Linked DNA regions of Homo sapiens: region 1 is linked to region 2. A link is a loop called in an ENCODE intact Hi-C map of the cell type or tissue named here. Cell type or tissue: ascending aorta. All regions are shown on one strand. Each heading gives the region's core, and the rest is flanking DNA. Links, peaks and the distances in the headings are about the cores only.

Region 1 (5,374 bases), core at 228-5,227, 300 kb after region 2:
CTTCCTCAGTCTTTTCCTGTGGCTTCCAAAGCAGGCTCCTCAAATTTGGCCAGGGCCAAGAGCACATGCCTAGCTAGGGCTTTGCCACCCACCCGGGTTTCAGTTGGTATCTGGTTAGCACACTGTCTCTGGGGTTTTGCTGTCCACATGGGTTTCAGGAGGTGCCTGGTCAATAGCACACCCTCTCTGGGGCTTTGCCATCTCCATAGGTTTCAGGTGGTATCTGGTCACTAGCACACACCTTGCTTGGATGTTGCCATTCACATGGGTTTCAGGTGGTGTCTGGTCAATAGCACATGCTTGGCTGGGGCTTTGCTGTTCATATGGGTTTTGGGTGGTGTCTGGCCAATAGCACACCCTCGCTGGTGCTTTGCCATCTACTTGGATTTCAGGTGGCGTCTGGTCAATAGCACATGCCTGGCTCAGGCTTTGCCGTCCACATGGGATACGGGTGGTGTCTGGCCTTAGGAAGAGAAGAGGCTGGGTGCTCTAATCTTCACTTAGTTCCTGACTTTTGGAGCCACAGCCTGTTTTCCATTGCTCCCCAAGACGAAAGCCACCCCTCCAATGCTAGTATTTTTTTCTCTGGGTGCAACAGCTCTTTCTGCTTCTTTTGAAGAGGAACCGTGACATTATTGTCTTAGAAATTTGGTCCCCAGATTACCTGGATGTATTTCTTAACCACCCAACATGGGTGTCCCAGTTCCAGAGAAATATTATATTTTCTCAGCTCTCTCCCAGATTGAAGACAGAGGGCTTCATTTATCCCACCTCACCAGGACTTGAAACAAACTCTCCCCAACTTTTCCAATCAGTCTTGTTCCCACCACATCATGCCACATCCATGTCCCTTAAAGGGTCTCATGTTCAGTGTAACTGAAGTTTGAGAACAGTGAGTTGTCTGAGACCAAACAAACATGTCATATTTAGGCAGCCTGGGGCCAGGCCTCCTTTTTGAGACATCATTAAGTCCACCATCAAGGCAGAGGCCCTGGACAGCCAGCACCCCAAGAAAGTCAGAGGAAAAGTACATGAACGTTACTGAAACACAATAACTACTTGCATTTCTGCCGCCCCTCCTCCCACCCCAGGCACATGCGAAATCCATTTTCCTTTTTAAAATGATCTGCAACTTACAACATTATTGAACCCAACAGTTCTTTTGTTTCACTTGTATCTTTTTCCAAATATAGTCCTGAGGGCAGAACATCTGTCAACAACTTTTCTACAGCCTAAATCCTTTCCTTAATCATGGCAAATCTTCTCAGGATATTAGCCGGCCTTTCTTTTGCTGTTCTTTCTTTTTTTTTCCTTTTATTTTTAAAATCCATCACTGTTCTCGTTGAACTTAGTTTCTCAGTGCTTGCCTCACCAACTCTGAAAATCATGACCTCTCTGCTGACCTCATCCCTATCTCTGACCACATCGTGGGAGCCTGGGACTGGGACCGAGAATCCACTTTGAACTGTGGTGTCTTCCTCTCATGCTCTGGCAAAGCCCACCCCATGGAGTGCCAACGACTGGGAGCCCCACTGAGAGCTTCCCTCTTGTGCGTCAGGAGAGCACCAGTCAAACAGGAGGCAGCCCGCTCACGCCCGCCTGATATAGTCACGTCCATTTCAAAGATGCTAACCCAAAAGCCCAGGAAGGCTGCATGGCTTCGCCAGGGACAGTGGCTGGAAGTGGCCGTAGCCAGATCTTCACCCATGTCCTATACCAACTCCAAGACAGCATCTCAGCACCTCCTCCTAACCAGCCCTGTGATGGTGGGGGTGGACAGGGAGCGGCTGTGCTTCCTGAGTCACATGTTAAGTTGCCCTCTTGTTCTAACATACACAGTGCCTGATCCAGCCCCTAAACAGAGCCCAGGGCAGCTTCCTTCAGCTTCCACAACACACCGAGCTCTCATGTACTAAAGGGATCTGGGTATCCCTGGTCCTGCGGAGGGCCTGAAACCTCTGAATCAAAGGGGAACTGAGCCCAGAACGTGTACCTCTGAGCCTCCAGCCCCTGCTTCCTGCAGCCTTTCACAGGCACACAGGCAAGCTGGGCACCCAGAGACTGCAAGGTCACAGGACATTGCTCACCCCCACACCTCATCTGATGGTTAAGGGAGGAGCCACCAGGAGGCATGAGTGATGCTGAGTGACACCGGATCACCAGATGAAGACCCAGGCCTCACGCCGTCCAGGTCTGCAAGTGGACAGCAGGTGACCATGGCCCTGAGATCAGAGCAATCATCCTGGACTTGTCAGGAAAGTGAACCCGAGTGGGGCCACCTCATTTGGGAACTTCTGCTCTACAGAGTCATGGTATTAAGATGATGGGTTGGGGCTGGGCACGGTGGCTCACGCTTTTAATCCCAACACTTTGAGAGGCTGAGGTGGGCGGATCATGAGGTCAGGAGATCGAGACCATCCTGGCCAACATGGTGAAACCCTGTCTCAACTAAAAATACAAAAATTAGCTGGGAGTGGTAGTGTGTGCCTGTAGTCCCAGGTACTTGGGATGGTGAGGCAGGAGAATCGCTTGAGGCAGGAGAATCGCTTGAACCTGGGAGGCGGAGGTTGCAGTGAGCTGAGATGGCGTCATTGCACTCCAGCCCGGGTAACAGAGTGAGATTCCATCTAAAAAAAAAAAAAAAAAAAATATATATATATATATATATATATATGATGGGTTGGGTTGGGAGGCACTGCTGACCATCTAAAGGGGGCACTGGTGTCTACAGTCCATCCCAAGGGACATACAGCCTCCTCCTTCTGTTAAGTGGGTACTTCAGGGAGCTGAGGGCTTGGCCCAGGCTCTAGGGGGACCATGAACTATTGGTCAGTTGTCAAAGGGGCATCACAGTCACAGCCTAGTCCTGTGCCCCTGGCTTCATCCCAGAAGGTGTGGGACAGTTCGAGTGGCCTGATTTGCCTTCTCTGATACAATTGTCTTGCTTTTACTGAGCTGAGTTTCTCTCTAGGTTTGCCTCAGCACAGCTCTTAAAATAGCAGCCAGTTAGGTTGGCCAGCCTGGAATTTCCTGGAACCGCCCAGCACGGGGCAGTAGGCACTCAGGCCCTCCCTACCTATCTATCCAGGGGCTGCCTGACCCATGGCTCTTTTCCTGCTTCCGATCCCGTCCCACCCTTTGAATTGGGTCAAGAGGGTTTGGTACTGAGTCTATCCAGGAGAGTCCACCACCACTCCCTTCCCCAACCCAGGGTGTAACAGGATAAAAAGGTATTTGGGGGGTTCCCATGGCAGGCAGGCTGTGGGCACACGGGCGTGGGGCCAGAGATGGGGGCCTGGGCATGACACTGTCTGAGGTTACAGGCTCAGCAGCATTCTCTCCATTTGTGGAATTTTTTCTATTAAATTGCACTTTCTCACTTGTTGGGAATGATTCAGAAATTCTCTCAAAGTTATGCTTTGCCGGTGAACTCTCTGGCATTTGAATAAAGGCACAGAGATCACTCCAGGCACTTCCTGGTGAGTTGAGCTGACACACCCGGCCTCTCCTTGGGATGTGTAGGGGTCTCATCTGGCCACGCTAAGACGTTTATGTTTTTCATGTAGGATTTCTTCTTGCTCACATTGGGGAAACCAGTTCACTTAAAACGAAAGAACCGCTACAACAAAAGACAGACAGACAGAGAGACAGACACAAATAGACAGTGGTGCCAGCCTGAGTGCTGGGTCCTGAGCACAGAGGAATGCAGGGCTCCCAGAATCTGGAGTCTGCCATCTCTCCACTTCCCCTGATTAGGGAGGACAGGGAAAGTCAGAGAATTAGAACAGGACTCTCTGGCACTGATGTCTGTTAACATTAAAGTATGGTGGTCCAACTTGAAGATATTTCTGCTCCCTGCCCCTGTGGGATCAAACCCTTTCCACATGGAACGCTGTCCCCTTGATACACACTCCACATTCTGAGTGTGTCATAAGTGCCCAGCCGGGGGTGACCCCAGGACACAGCTGTGAGCCAGGCAGACCTGCCCAGGCCCTCATGAGGCCTTGTCTTGCCCCACCCTTCCCTGGCCATGTGGCCTCTCTCAGCCTGTGGGGCACACTCTACAGGCCTGGGCCTGTCTATGCCTTCCAGGTGCCTTTGTACATCCACTGACATGTTAGGTGTTGCTTTTATATAATGCAAACTTTGGGCATGATTAATTTGAGGATTTTGGGACCTTCTCTTTGCCTGCAGAAAACATCCATTTCCCTTGGTTAACATTTCTACTTCCCAGGAAATGAAGCTGACACAGACTGCCCCTTCCTGGGGTGGCGGTGGGAGCTCATCTTGCCCCAGTGCTCTGTCTCTCTCTGCCTCTACGTCTCTCTCTCTCTCTGTCTCTGTGTCTCTCTCTGCCTCTGTCTCTATGTCTCTCTCTGTCTCTGTCTCTGTGTCTCTCTCTGTCTCTATGTCTCTCTCTGTCTCTGTCTCTATGTCTCTCTCTCTGTCTCTCTCTGTCTCTGTCTCTCTCTCTCTCTGTCTCTCTCTGTCTCTATGTCTCTCTGTCTCTGTCTCTATGTTTCTCTCTGTCTCTGTGTCTCTCTCTTTCTGTCTCTGTGTGTCTCTCTGTCTCTATATCTCTCTCTCTGTTTCTCCCTATGTCTCCCTCTCTCTGTGTCTCTCTCTGTCTCTATGTCTCTCTCTCTTTCTCTCGGACTCTCTGTCTCTGTTTCTTTGTCTCTGTCTCTCTCTCTTTAACCACTTTATTGAGATACCATTCACCCTCTCAACGTGTACAGTCCTGTGGTTGTTTATGTTTGCAGATAGGTCAGCCCCATCTCTTGCAGCTTTCCTGACCACCCTGACTTCTCACTTTCCCTTTCCCCATCCAGGTGAACTCGGGGCCTGGCACTGTGTCTTGCCCTGTGGTTCCGGTGGGAAATCTGCTACACCAGGAATCAGGAGACCAAACTCCACTACCAACTGCCTGGTGACACTTGAGTTCTCTTGTGCTGCAGTTTGCACTGTCAAATGTGTAAAAGAGTCAAACTGGCTCAGATGAAATCAAATGGGTTAAAGAATGTGAAGATTCTGGCCAGGCACAGTGGCTCATGCCTGTAATCCCAGCACTTTGGGAGGCAGAGGCGGGCGGATCACCTGAGGTCGAGAGTTCGAGACCAGCCTAGACAAAATGGAGAAACCTCGTCTCTACTAAAAATACAAAATTAGCCAGGCATGGTGGTGCCTGCTTATAATCCTAGCTACTCAGGAGGCTGAGGCAGGAGAATCACTTGAACCAACCTGGCAGGCAGAGGTTAGGGTGAGCCGAGATCGCACCATTGCACTCCAAAACTCCATCTTAAAAAAAAAAAAAAAAAAAAAAAAAAAGAATGTGAAGGTTCTTTGAGGCATAGTAAACCTTATACAAACATAA
Region 2 (5,374 bases), core at 297-5,296:
CTCAACATGAAAAAAAAAAAAAGAGTGTGAGATATTGCTAATAAACTGATCCTTTCAAGCTTAGGATCACAGCCCCGACAATCAGAGTCCTTAAAGTTCTTGCTGCTAAATCCAAGTGAGTTTTGTTTAGATGACAAAGGACCGATGCTCTACTGTGAGGACTACAGTGCCAGAAATACAAATGACCAAGACATTCTTGATGAAGAGGATTTATTACATCATCAGGGCCATCTACCCTAGAAATCAGCAGACAGGACTATAGTTTTAGTGAGATTTTAAAAATTTAATAAAATTCAGAAATGAATTTCTTAAGTGGGAACACTAAGCTCAGTTCAGCGAGAGATGGTTGATAGTTTTAACTCATTTCATTCACAAGCCATTAAGATTTCATAAGACGCAGCCCAAATGCTGTATTTGCTCACGTGCTAAACCAGACATGCTAGGGCAATTCTGTCAAAGGATTTTTTTCCCTTTGGTTTTGTTATTAATCCTTTATTGGCTTTTGCCTCTATGACTCAGCCTGGTTGGCCCAATGCAATCACAGGGTCCTTAAAAGATGGAATATCAAGGCAGAAGGGTTAGAGATGTGACACAGAAGCAGAGGTCAGAGAGAGAGGTGAGAAGATGCTGTGTATGCTCTTGGCTTTGAAGATGGAGCTAGGAGCCTCAGGTCAAGAAATAAAGGTGATCTCTGGAACAGATAAGGAAAGGATCCTCCCCTATATTCTCCAGAAGGAGAGCAGCCCTGATGGTGCCCCAATTTTGGACTTCTTACCTCCAGAGCTCTAAGATGATACGTTTGTGTTGTTTTTAACCACAGCAGCAATGGAAAACTATTACACTCCATCACGGAAAATACTAAGCTGCTCACTACAAATGACCGATATTTAAAGTTTTTTAAAAGTATAACAATTCTGTAATATAAAAGTAATGAAGTTCTCACTGAAGAGCAGTCAGAACAAATGTATGCAAAATGGTGTGTAAATGAGTGCAGTGTCTGTAAGGTGGTGACTATGGCGCCCATTTGCCCGCTTTATATGAACTACCAATTTTTGAGATGGAAACACCTTCATAGCAGAATGAAATGACCTGGAAGATGAAAGGTGGTGTTCCTTCCTTGGGAGCTGGGGAGTCTAGAGTGTGGAGGAATGTCAAACACATTGACTTACCAGAAGCTGCATGATACCGGAAGCCAAGAATCCAATAGGCCTGGTCTCAGCCAAGCCAACTCTGAGATCTGTGGTTCTATTGGGGAGTAAGGTGGAAGCGTTTTTCTCTTTAACTGAAAGAACAGAACCACATTTTTCTCTCTCCTTGTAATATGAAGCTTGTGGTCATTTCAGTCCTTACTTTGCCTTCTACAACTTCCTAAATACTCACTGTATTTTGCTTTTCCTTTCTCTTCTCTTCCTTCTTAACGCCCTCTCTTTCACTCACCATAATTCCACAACAGTGACAAGAAACATCCACAATGGACAGAAACAAGACAAAGAGGGCTTTTCCCACCATTGTCTCTTGCATTTGAATACAATGCTTCTTAGTGGTTGGGTTTTTTTCTTCTCTATATATATCTTTTTTGAAGTAGAGGAAGTTTTCATAAGCAAGTCCTGCATCTTCTAAGTTTTTTTCTTTATTAATGTTTGTAGGGCAGGGTTTGGAAAACTATGGCCTGCAGGCCCACTCTGGCCCACTGCCTGTTTCTGTATGGTGCGTGAGCTAAAAATGGCTTTTTTGCATTTTTTTAATGGTCAGAAAAAAATCAAAAGAAGAAAAATATTTCATGGCATGTAAAATTATGAAAATTTCAAAGTCTGTAAACAAAGTTTTATTGGACCACAGCCACATCCATTCGTTTATATATGGTCTGCGGCTGGTCTCCTGTTACAGCAGCACAGACCAAGTGGCCTGCAAAACCTAAAGCACTTATTATCTCTGTTTCTTTGCAGAAAACAGTATGAGGTTGACATACTCATAGCCCAACAGTATGAGGTTGGGCTATGAATTCTTAATACTTTTAGCATCTTGGATTCCTTCAGTCTTCCTCCTTTCCATCCTATTGCATGACTTTCAGCTTCATGATAACAATGTCCTCTGCACCTCCTGTCTGTGCAAAAATTTTACAAATTACATTTATCTTGGCTTGAAGGTGGAGTTCCACTATCCCATCAGGATAAGGTTTGTGATACTTGTGCCCATGCAGGTAGAAACTGTAGATTCAGGATCCAAGGAAGAGTTGGTAGAGCCAGGACCCAAGGTGGAAAGCCCAGGAGGAAGAGATGAGGGTAGTGAGGATGTGAGCAGAGCCTGGGAGGCCACTTCATTCATGCCTCACATACAATGAGCCAGTTGTTTCTCAAACCTGTGCATCAGAATGCCCTGGAGAGCTTGCTAAAACCCACAGGGCTGGGCCCAATCCCCAGAGTTTCTGATTCAGGAAGTTTGAATTAGGGCCCAGGAATCTGCCTTTCTGACAAGTTGGTAAGTGATATATGTGTTCACAGAGAGAAGATAAAAGCTGATGCTGACAATCTTGGCCACTCCTTTTTCATACTCCTAAGAGGATCATTGAAACTGTGGTGGAAGGTAGGGGAAGGCAGGTAGAATCCTGTGCAGGCTGGTCTCATTGAGGCCGTTGGGTTGCCCAGCGGAGTGTGTGTGCAGCAAATTCCCCAATACCCTTTTCCCCAAGACCTTGTCAACAGGCAGATTCTGATGCAGGAGGTCGGGGTGGGGTCAGAGGTTGTGCATTTCTAACAAGCTACCAGGTGCAGTGATGCTGCTGGTCTGGGACCACACACTGAGGGGCAAGGCTGCAGGGGACTGCCTTGGTTTGCATACCCTTCTTCTTCCTCTGCCTGTATCACAGCAGGAACATCCTGTTTTTAATGCCAGCTGCCCTTCAGTCCACCAGAGGCAGCAGTGCTCCAACGTTCTGGGGCCATGTCCACATCTTTATCATTGCTTCTGAGCCCCGGGGACTGACTCATTTAAATGACATTTTCAACTCTGGAAAAATGTTGGGCCAGAAATGGAAACAGCAGCAAACACTTTCTGGGAAACAGGAAGCCAAATATTTGGTTCTTGACAACTATTTTCCCCCCAGATTCAGAGCCTACTTATTTCCCAAATAAATAAAACTTTTAGATAGCAAGATAAAATATGAAAATGATGTTCACGCTCAAGACCACAGGATGAGAGCACAAAGAGTGCACACTAGGAGAAAACAGAGGGCTATAAAGTGTCTCTGGCATATTTCAAGTTCTGAATTTACTTATTATCAGCTGTTTGTGTTTATTCTGCTTGCAGTAGAACCAGCTGGAGTTTTAAATTTGCACCGTGGGTGATGCTGCCAAAATTATCCCTTGCAGCTGTTGGCTCCACGCTTCTTCAGTGGCCAGCTGGTTGTCAGAAACATAAACGTAACTACCAGTCCCAAGGAGGAAGCAGTCTGCCCTATTGTCTATGGAGAACAGACAATGCGTCCCACTGCCCTTCTTTCCTGCAGGGCCCTTTAAGGGACCCAGAAAGCTCCCTCTTGCCGTATGTCCCAAAAGTCCTTTCCAAAGGAAAATAAACCCCAGAGAGCCATTTTTTGGCAGTGCCTTGCTGGGATCTGGCTTCGGAATTATTCCCAATCTGAAAAGTCTTCTCGATGATTTGGACGTGGACTGAATGTTTCCCCATCCTTCCTTCTACTTTTGAGCACCCATGGTGGGTGGACCAGCTATGGGTGGAGGTAAGCGAGGTCTGAGGCACCCCCAGTGGGAAGCCACTCCCTTCCTCTTCTCCCAGAGCTAGATGGAGCCTCAGTCACTGCCAGGCCTGTGGGTAGAAGAGGGATTTCTGAATGATGGGATCAAATATTGGCCGCCCCTACTTCAGAGTAAAGCCCTCTCCAGCACCCTGCTCTCTGTGACATCTTCATTCCTGGAAGGCTGTTCTGCCCAAGCTGAAGATGTTCTCAGACAGTTTACCCAGAGCTGTCAAGCCATCCTGCAGGCTTGTTCTCAGCCACCAGAAGTCTAGAGTAGCTAGTCTGCAGTTTTCAGTCCTGATGGAGCTAGATATTGATGAAAATAAGAAGTCTGCCTGCACCAGCTTCTGCAAATCACCAAAAGATCTCTGTGCAAATTTGTCCAATACTGACTTGGTCAGATAACCAGGGTTTCAATATTCATTGCTCTCATCACTAAGTTTTGGGGAGGTTTGCTACTGGCAGTAGATAACCGATTTTGTGGGGCTCCACCAGGCTTGCTGCTTTCACACAACAAAGGCAGAGTTCAGTGGTTATGACAGAGGCTGAAAGGCCTGCAGCTGAAATGTTTACTCTCTTGCCCTTGACAGACACGGCACGTCAACCTTGCTCTAGGGCATCCACAGAATTCCTCCAGATATCTGGGTCTTAGCAGGCACTTTTGTTTATCTGTCCTTCCACAACTCAAACCAAGAAGCCAAAGATTTAGCATCTCAGTAGTTCACTGGTAATAACATGGGGTGAGTTGGGATGGGTCTCTATGACACAGCCCGGCTGAACCCATGTGATAAAGTCTATCCTCTTGTGAAATGTGTTTTTGGGGAAGCAATCACTGAACTCAGGGGGTGCAAAGACCCCAGCCTTCTCAAGATGACAGGAGCGGCTCTTTCAGGCAGCAGATTTTTATTAAATTCTTGAAAATTAGTGAGCTACAAGGGAGTCAGAATAGCTTCTGTTTTGCAAGAGACTGCAAAAATGCGATGTGTATTACCAGCCACATTACTTTGAACTGACTAATTTTCAATTATCAAAAAATAATTTTACCTTTTTTTAATGAAGGAGTGGAGCCTTTAACTTATAAAATAAATGCATGTAGAAAATATAAGAAAGAGAAGAAAGTAAAAATCATGCTGCTTCAACTCAGAGATAATGATGTTACCAGCAGCAAATCCATATGGGTCTGCAGCAACCTCCATTCTTGCCTCCTCAGAAGAAAGAATTCAGCTGAGAGGCAGAAGGAGAGACTAGCAAGCTTTCGAGCGGGATTGAAAGTTTATTACAAAGCTTTAGAGCAGGGAAGAAGGAAGGAAAGTACACTTGGAAGAGGGCCAAGTGGCCAACTTGAAATACAAGTGCGTGGTTTGACTTTTTCACTTGGGGTTTTATGTGTTGGCATACTTCTGGGGTCTTGCATCCTTTCTCCCCTGATTCTTCCCTTGGGATGGGCTGTCCACATGCTCAGTGGCCTACCAGCACAGTTTGTTTACTGGAGTTGTACACATGCTCACTTCAAGCATTCTTCCCTTGCCAGTCAAATGTCCCTAGAAGGTCATATACCAATTAAACTCTGTCATTTTGCATCTTAATGCACAAGCTTGAGCCCACTTACCCAGCTCCTGA

Evidence for each region. Peaks named below come from ENCODE experiments on the same cell type or tissue, not always from the same donor. Only the 100,000 strongest peaks of a DNase experiment are listed, where the experiment ranks them.
Region 1: a loop joins it to region 2, with 2.6 times the contacts of the local background. A loop is called at or near these places in 2 of 110 quality-filtered maps.

What each region holds. Positions count from the first base shown.
Region 1 is chr20:22,761,408-22,766,781 of GRCh38, reverse strand. No RefSeq gene overlaps it. Among named protein-coding and RNA genes, the nearest start is that of LINC01747, 79 kb to the right of the region's middle. In ascending aorta, for the core only: no CTCF peak of the experiment used is centred there; a DNase peak (open chromatin) is centred at 3,011; H3K4me3 peaks cover 623 bases; H3K27ac peaks cover 3,070 bases.
Region 2 is chr20:23,059,846-23,065,219 of GRCh38, reverse strand. LOC124904964 (a long non-coding RNA gene) reads left to right here. Exons shown (of 2, transcript XR_007067745.1): 2 at 1-81. Among named protein-coding and RNA genes, the nearest start is that of THBD, 13 kb to the right of the region's middle. RefSeq lists a silencer at 2,694-2,988. In ascending aorta, for the core only: a CTCF peak has its summit at 2,885; DNase peaks (open chromatin) are centred at 2,939 and 3,369; H3K4me3 peaks cover 691 bases; H3K27ac peaks cover 3,323 bases.